Regions from separate parts of the Homo sapiens genome. Here region 1 is linked to region 2. A link is a contact called in ENCODE Hi-C or POLR2A ChIA-PET data. All regions are on one chromosome and are shown on one strand. Each heading gives the region's core, a stretch centred on a gene start or an enhancer-like site at or near the end of the contact. The rest is flanking DNA. Distances are from core to core; before and after follow the strand shown.

Evidence for each region. A loop is a pair of places that touch in the nucleus more often than their neighbours do. ChIA-PET counts read pairs that join two places held with the same protein, here RNA polymerase II (POLR2A).
Region 1: a loop to region 2 is called in a map of sciatic nerve, with 6 times the contacts of the local background. The contact joins two enhancer-like sites. A Hi-C loop is called at or near these places in 1 of 168 maps with a recorded cell type or tissue (sciatic nerve). POLR2A ChIA-PET finds 5 or more read pairs at or near these places in 1 of 52 experiments (OCI-LY7).

The regions. Positions count from the first base shown.
Region 1 is chr3:127,958,826-127,962,784 of GRCh38, reverse strand. All of the region lies in intron 4 of KBTBD12 (kelch repeat and BTB domain containing 12), which reads right to left. Among named protein-coding and RNA genes, the nearest start is that of KBTBD12, 46 kb to the right of the region's middle. Within about 2 kb of position 2,678, at least 2 of the 41 ENCODE cell types and tissues checked have a DNase peak (open chromatin) inside an H3K27ac peak, as active enhancers do.
Region 2 is chr3:126,448,311-126,452,078 of GRCh38, reverse strand. All of the region lies in intron 7 of ZXDC (ZXD family zinc finger C), which reads left to right. Among named protein-coding and RNA genes, the nearest start is that of ZXDC, 26 kb to the left of the region's middle. RefSeq lists an enhancer at 2,812-3,751. Within about 2 kb of position 2,123, at least 2 of the 41 ENCODE cell types and tissues checked have a DNase peak (open chromatin) inside an H3K27ac peak, as active enhancers do.

The DNA of each region.
Region 1 (3,959 bases), core at 1,429-3,928, 1.5 Mb before region 2:
TGTGTTCTTCCCATCCCTTATCATTGCAAGCTGGTTTCTCCCTCTCTTCCTAAGTTGCATGATCTTTCCCAACTAGGGAAGGACTATTCTTTGGTAAATTTCAGGAAAGGCCCTAAACCCAAATGCCCAGTGCATCTTCCAGTTTTGGATGATATAGTTCATTCATCAGATAATTATTAAGTGCCTATTATATGTAAGGCAATGTGCTAAGTTATAATAAGGAGTTCTGAAAGATGCATAAAACATGTTTCCTGCTGTTAAGAAATTAATAGGATGGAAAGGGCCGTGTTTGCAAATAAATAAAGTAGAGGACATCAAGACAGGTGTCTTAAAGAGATAAAAGTGAGATTTAGAAGTCCAGGGACTGTAACAAGGAATATAAATAACACTTAGAGAATCATGACTTTAAGTACAACTCTCCATTGGAAAAATAATTGTATACAAATTTCCTATCCACTGTTACAAGAAACACATTTCTATGCACTGCTTTTATTTTCCCCTCCCAAGTCCACACTGGAAGGTCATCAAGGTCAGGGCCATATTTCCTGATCTGAAGGATGGCTCCTGAGACTGAGGTAAACCCCCCGGAAGGAGGGACATGCCTGTATTTGCAGACACGCCTCTCATCGATGACCTCATTCTATCCAGACTCACAGCCTGGTCTGTGTGACTAATCAAAAAGCCTGTAAAGCACTGGCCTCAGGTAAACCAGCTCTCCTTCACATAGAGAGGTCCTGGAAGAGTCACTGTGCAAACTGCATATGTTGGGTGGTGACTGATACTGGAGTATGTTGTTGACAGCGATCTCAAAACCAAAATTAAGAACTCTGCTTTGATCTCATGGCTTTTACTATATGTATCACATACTGAGAAATTAATCTCATGTGTTTCCTGGCCTGTCTTCTTTCAGTGTCATTTTATACCCTTTGCCTATCACTGCATCAGTCAGGTGGTATTTTCACCATCACCTGCTTTCCTATCTTGCTCACTGGCCTGTCGTTTTCCATATTGCATCCCTAGTACCTAGCCCAGTGCCTGACACGTTGTGTGTTGGAATGAAGAATGAGAAGTTTAATTTTGCATGTGCTTTCCCTGCCTGTCCAAGTGAGTGTGCTACTGGGGCCAAAGGCCACTATTCTGCATCTTTTATATCACAGGGCCTGCCACACAGTACTCAATGAATCCAAGAAGATTGATGGGAACAGCTTATTTTCACCATGGTTGGGGCTTATGCCAGGCATAAAAGCTGATGGAAGGGCACTTTGAAGGAAAAGTCTTTTTTTCTCTTTGCTGATATAAACTGACCTGTTTCCTGTCTCAGTTTGAATCCAGGGACTGAGGCTATAAACTAACTCAGGAGGCTTTTAGCTGCCTTCTCTCTTATCCGACTGGATAAATAATTTAGCCCATTACAGTGCCAAGTTTGAGCTGCAGCGTTTCCAAGGAGGGGACACACTGGCCTCGGTTAACGGCACAGCTCTGCTGTTCCTGGGCCCTCTTTCAATGTGGCACTGTGGTAGCGAGAGCTTTCTCAGCCTAACAAAAAGTGGAGTTTCCTATTTGTAGGGCAAGAAGGACTTAAAGAGGAGGATTTAACCATAGGAGTTGAAACAAGCAATCACCCATAAGGTAAGAGTAAGATGATCTAGTTGTCTGTTTTTGTGAGATCCAGGAGAAATGTTACTAGGCTGGTTTGTATTACAGCTCCTCCAGAAGACCAGCAAGTGGAAGCAAAGAGGTCAAATGCGAGTCACTGGAGTTGGGTTAGGGCACACGGAGCAACCAGCATCCTGAATCCAGCTCACAAATTTCACATAAAAGCCCATTAGAAGACTTCCCCAACATGACGCATATACAGAATGGGTATTATTCTCTTGATTTTTGCAATAATTAGTGTTGTCACTTTTGATGCTCTGTTACCAAGTGTATTTAATTATAATGTTCAGCCCTAACTCTACAAAACTAGCCCTTTCTATTTGGTTGGCAGGCAGTTCACACGCTCCACTCAAGGAGTGACATGAGCTTACAGCGTGCTCTGTCTTTGTTTCTGACCATTAATGCCTGAACACATTCTCTGTCTCACTTGGATGTAATTCCACCATCAAGTACACTCTATTAGCAGCAGACTTAATGAGCTTAAACTGAAGGTGAATCCTGATTAGGTAAATAATCAAATGAAAGCATGATCTTCATTAATAAGTCAGCACCAGCACTACAAGAGAAATCTTTTGATGAGAGGTGTCTTGGGGTAGGATCAGTACATCTGTAGAATTTCAATGAGATACCTCCATATCTTTAATTTATACGAACCTCTGAGCATGACTTTTCTTTATTCAAAAACAGACAAATGAATAGAAATTATATTTGCAGGTCATATCCAAATGGACCTCAAATGCAAAATATATACCCTGGTTTTTATTTATTTATATTTTTTGGTGTGTGCGTAGTGGAAAGGGGGAAATTATAGAAGAGGACAATGCCTGCCTCTCTTCTTTATCATTTCTATAAAGACTCCCTCCTTCTTGTGTGTGTGGCTATTTTAGATTCTCTCCTCTCTGTGGGGTGCAGGAGTGAACCTCTCCTCCCACACAAAGCCTGGCAGGGAGCTGGCTGAAGCAGAGGGGAGTGGTACTCGCTGCCCAAGTTGCCCTTGAATGCAGTGGTGCTTGCTCCCAATGTCCTCTGCCTGCAGGGTCACCTCAAGGTGGCAGGCTTATTCTATTTTCCCCTGGGTTTGATCCAGAACAGGAGGTGGGGGTTTGTAATCCTTCAGATAAGCTTCCAAAGTTGCCTGTCGTGCTAAACCAGTCTTAGGGGAAAAATGTACATATATTTACTATTGTCGGCACCCACGTGCCTTGGAAAAAGCATGTGGACTTTGGAAACACTCAGACCCTGGTCCCTACCCTGTGTCACCATTTACTAGCTAGACAAAGTTGGTCAATTTAATTTATCTCAGCCTTTTCTCATCAGTAAATTAAGGATAATGACAGCAATTCCATAACCTGTTGCAAAGATTCACTTATTAGGCAACCATGTAAGGGTGGAGAAGGGTAAGGAGGAACTCCCATTTGTTGTATACCTATTCACAAGTATTGCCACAGGAATTTTTCTTTAATACCTATTCTCATGCACGGTGTGTAAACAAAATGGCTAGCATGCAGGAGGCACCCAAATGTTAACTCTCATTCTCTTTCATGTTCTAGGATGTTTCATGAGTAACCGGTGTTTATTAAAGTTGCTGAAATCCTACCTTTGATTACTCTCAATTTAATTATTTGCTATGTCTATAATTGATGGTTTACTAACTGTATGGTCAAATTGTCCTTAATAGTTTCTTCCGGGGTTGGATAGAGAGATTCAGAAGGCCAAAGGGCTGAGGAATGGGCAGAGCCTTCCTCTCAGGCTTCAGGCAGAGGGAAAAGCTCCCTGACATGACTTAGAGTAACTCATTTGGTCATAAATGTTTGAGAGAGGTAGGAGCTGTTGGTGGACCTAACAATAGAAAAGGATTTTGCAATGCATAGGCTTCTAGGAGTTAAACTGGCCCATATATCTGAGTGGATGGGCTACTTTCTGACTCACATGTCAGACATGATCTATTCACTGCTAATATAATGCTTGTGATGATTTGTTTCATTCTCACACAAGTTGTCAGCTCTCTGATTTTTTTCCAACCTCGTATCAGAATTCTAGCTTTGGTGCCTAAAACCCTAGAAAACATGAACCTAGCTTCTTGCCACTTTCTAAAGTCTAACACAGGAGGCTCTTGGGTATTTTCAGAATGAAGCCCTTCAGTACAAGGCTGACAGCTGCTTACCTGCCTTCTACCGGATTCTGGTTGATACTGTGCAGTGCTCATCAATAGGGTGCCTGGGCTCACAGAACAGGGCTGCTGGGCCCCCATGTACTGTGGCCATTCTCCATTCTCTCTATCTGCTGGCCTTCATAGCCCTTGA
Region 2 (3,768 bases), core at 874-3,373:
TCCAGTTATTGACAGGTGAATGCTGGCCTTTTAGGGAAAAAAAAATATTAGAATTCCATACAGAATAAAGAATGAAGATGAGAGGTTAAAGGTTTTTCTAAGGCATGAAGAGCTGTGGGGGCAGCCTGCCCTTGTTCTTTTTGTCGTGTGTCCTTCACATGCAGTAACTCTGTTCACGCCTCACAAAAACCCTATGAGGTGGAGACCTGCCATCAACCCTTCCTGCACGGGTGCCACTGAGGCCCCAAGGTTAAATCATTTCCCAGAGTGTATCAGCAGAGGCACAGCCACAGAGACACGTCCGCACAGAGAGCTTTCCAGATCACCAGTAACAGCGTGAGATCATGGTGCAGAAGGTCATGAGGAGGATGGCAACGAGCGAGACACAGCCGGTTGGTGCTCACAAGGACATTGGTAGATCTGACTGAGGGCCAGGTCGGCTAGGCCTTCCCAGGTGACAGGAGCCCAGTGCCGGCCTTGGTGCACACAGCGCGTCCTTGTGCTTTCTCAGGAGAGCTTCACTGGGGACACTCTGTGATGTTTTTGGAGGGTCATTTGGTAATGTGTTCAGGAGCCAAAAAATATGCATAATATTCAGTCTTACAATTACATTTTTTGAATTTATCTCAAGGAAATCCCAGGGATCTGTGTGAAGCTGCACATGCTGCTGCTGCTCAGTGCGGGACTGTTTATAATATTTGTAACTCAAATGTCCAGAAGAACTGTACACTCTGTGCATGTTTTCAGTAAGTTCATATTTGTAAGAAAAAGTGGGTGTGTTGAGAGACAAATTTTTGTGTACATTTACCTGGAAACAAGCAGTAGTACACATATGCATGCATGAAGTGGTGTTTTCCTGAGTGTTAAGATTGTGAATGTTTTATTATGATCATTTCTACTTTTTCTATTGGAAAATACTTTGTGTAATTAAAACATGAAGATGGAGCTACCATCAAAATGGTGAGCAATAGAGCACTGTTCCTCCTGGGGTGGCCTGGTGGGCCTGAGGGACTCAGGTGGTGATGAGGAGTGGCCTTGAGTCCCTTTCCTTTCCATGGGACAGTGGGGACGAGAGCTAGAGTGATGAGGCAGGTTAAGTGTGTGCCTACCTCCCTGTGGCTGGAGCACTGTTGTGGCCACCCCGGGACCCCCTGAGCCTGGTGTCGCCCTGGCTTGCTGGTCCCAGCCTAGGGAGTGGGCCCCTATGGGCAGAGGGTGAGGTGGCTGTGCTGGCACTGCAGCTCAGGCACACACACACTGGAGTGTTCCAATGGGTGATCAGGTTGGATGGAGCCTTGAAATTAAGTCAGTGATGTAATTTTTATAATCTGTTTCACTTTAAAACAAAAATCTTTGCACACCTGGTCCAAGTTTTCTCCCCTTTCTTCCTGTTGCTGCCATGATGAAAGCAGAAGGGACCACCCTCCAGGGAGAGCAGCAGGAAGGGAGATGCGGGTAGGGGCCCTGGGTCAGCAGGGGCGGTCAGTCCGGAGGTGCACCCCCATTTATTCCTCGTTCTGGAAGAGATTTCTAGTCACATGCATGTGGCTCCTGTGCCACATGTGTCATGAGGTGCCCAGGTGGGTTTGGATTTGGATGAGGGCATCTTTGAGGATGCAGGGGCTTTGTCATACCCTGTGGGCCCCGTGTACACCCCTGGGGCAGATGTGGCCTCTAACAGGGGAGGGTGCGTGGATCTCTAAGCCGGGGAGGAAAGCAGATTGCAGACTTGCCGAAGTGGGAGCTGTCTGCTCTTGTGTTTTCTTTAGGGGCAGGAGAATTTTGCCCAGCAGTCCCTCGTGGCTCCCTCCACACCACTGACCCTTACGCATCCAAGGTTGGAGCCCTGGCAGGTAAAGGGTGAGCAAGGTGCAGTTGCCTGTGAGCAGCTGTGGAGGGGCCTTTCCTGTTGTACACTTCCTGTGAGGGTCTCAGACCCCTTGCAGACTCTGGACATCACTTCCTAGAGGGGCCTGGGCTCCTTTAGTCCTGTGAGTAAAGCTTTGGTTTTGATGACTGTCTCAGGGAAAGGTAGAAAGGTGCTTGGTGGCAGTGAACTTCCTGCTGCAGAAGTGGGTGTGACCCCAGTGCTGGAGAATGGGCTGTGAGCCGAGTTTCCCGCACCTGCATGAGTGAGCGCCATGGTCCTTCTCCACAGAGCGTCCTGCTGTCACTTTGGTTTGTGTTAACTTTGACGCCTTTCTTGTTTCTTACTCTGCTTTCCTGCATGGAGCACACAGCCCCGGCTCCCTTTCAGTCTGCATGGCAGACACCTGGCCTCTGCAGGTCCAGTTCATTCTGTGTCCCCTTTCGGTCGTCCCTATGTTGCCGTCAGGTGATTGAGGGTGAAGGTCGGCCTTGGCAGCCCAGTGGAAAGTCCCTTGACTCCTGGCCGTCAGTGGCAGGTCTCCAGCCTTTGGGAGGAGGAAACTTCTATTTAACAAAGAAATGGAATTGACTTTGCCACACACAGCCAGAGCGATGATTTGTAGAGCCAACCTGCTGAGACATTCAAAGCATCAGTCGTAGGGTCAGGACCGCCAGGTGAGGTGTGGCTCCACCTGCAGCAGCCTGGGGCAGGTTGCCTAGCCTCTGGCTTTAGCATCCCCTTCTGTGAAATGGGGAAAGTGATGGGACCTGGCTTTGTAGGGTGGTTGTGAGGACCTACAGGGGTTTTTGCAAAATACTTAGCCCAGGGCTGACTAAAAGATTCAGAGACGCTGGGCATGGTGGCACACACCTGTAGTTCCAGGTACTCGAGAGGCCGAGGCGGGAGGATCACTTGAGCCCAGGAATTAAAGTCCAGCCTGGGCAACATAGTGAGACCTTATTTCTTAATAAAAAAAGGTAAAAGCTTTGGTAATAGTTTTAAACATATATTTTGTTCATTACATCTTCTTCTGTACATTCAACATTTTGTCAGAACAAAGTAAGAGAAAGAGTGGCAGGGCTTTGTGTGTATGTGGTTTCAGAGCTGCTGACCTCTAGGATGGGGTCCTGCTACATTTACTCTTCTGAGGCCTCCGGAGCTGGCCTTGGCTGCCCTATGCCATACCCTGTGCTATGTGCCGTGCCTGTGGACCTGCCCTGCCTGCGTGCTGCCCCGTCCCGTCTCCCCAGGCAGTTCCTGCACCTCCTGCCGTGTGGATGCTGGCCGTTGCTGTCTGACTCGCATTCTTGGAGACACTGACCCAGGCTCCTCTCAGCGCTTCCAGCCAGGTTTGGCAGTGGGAACATTAGGGGGAGATTAGAGGGTGTGTGGAGCGAGGCAGGGCCTCACTTGCTCTGCTTCCGTGGGAGTTTCATGGCGATGGCCGTCTACCCTCATGGCTGTGGCCCCAGTTCTTCCTGGGTGGCCCCTGCTGTAGTTCTGCTATACGCTGTCCCTGTTCTGGACTCTGGTGACGCCACACCTTCCCTAGTCCCTCCAGCCCTAGGGGTGGCAGCCCCACGACGTGCTGGTCTCTGGTGCTTGCTTCTTAGTGCATGGCCGTGCCATGCCCTGGTGCCTGCCCGGGATGCCTGTGTGGAATGCCCAGAGTGTTCTAGGCAGGGTCCCCTCTGTGATTAGCTCCTCAAGGGTGGTGTCTGTGTCACAGACACTTTGGGGTCCTGTCAGTGGCCTCTCGAGGCTCCCAGGGTACCCTGTACTTTCTCACCCCTTGTTGCTCATCTATTGTGGGTTTGTCTGTGTGCTGCAAAATGCACGGCTGTACTGAGCGCACCAGCCAGCAGCTGTAAGCTCCATGTGCAGGGCCACCATCTGGC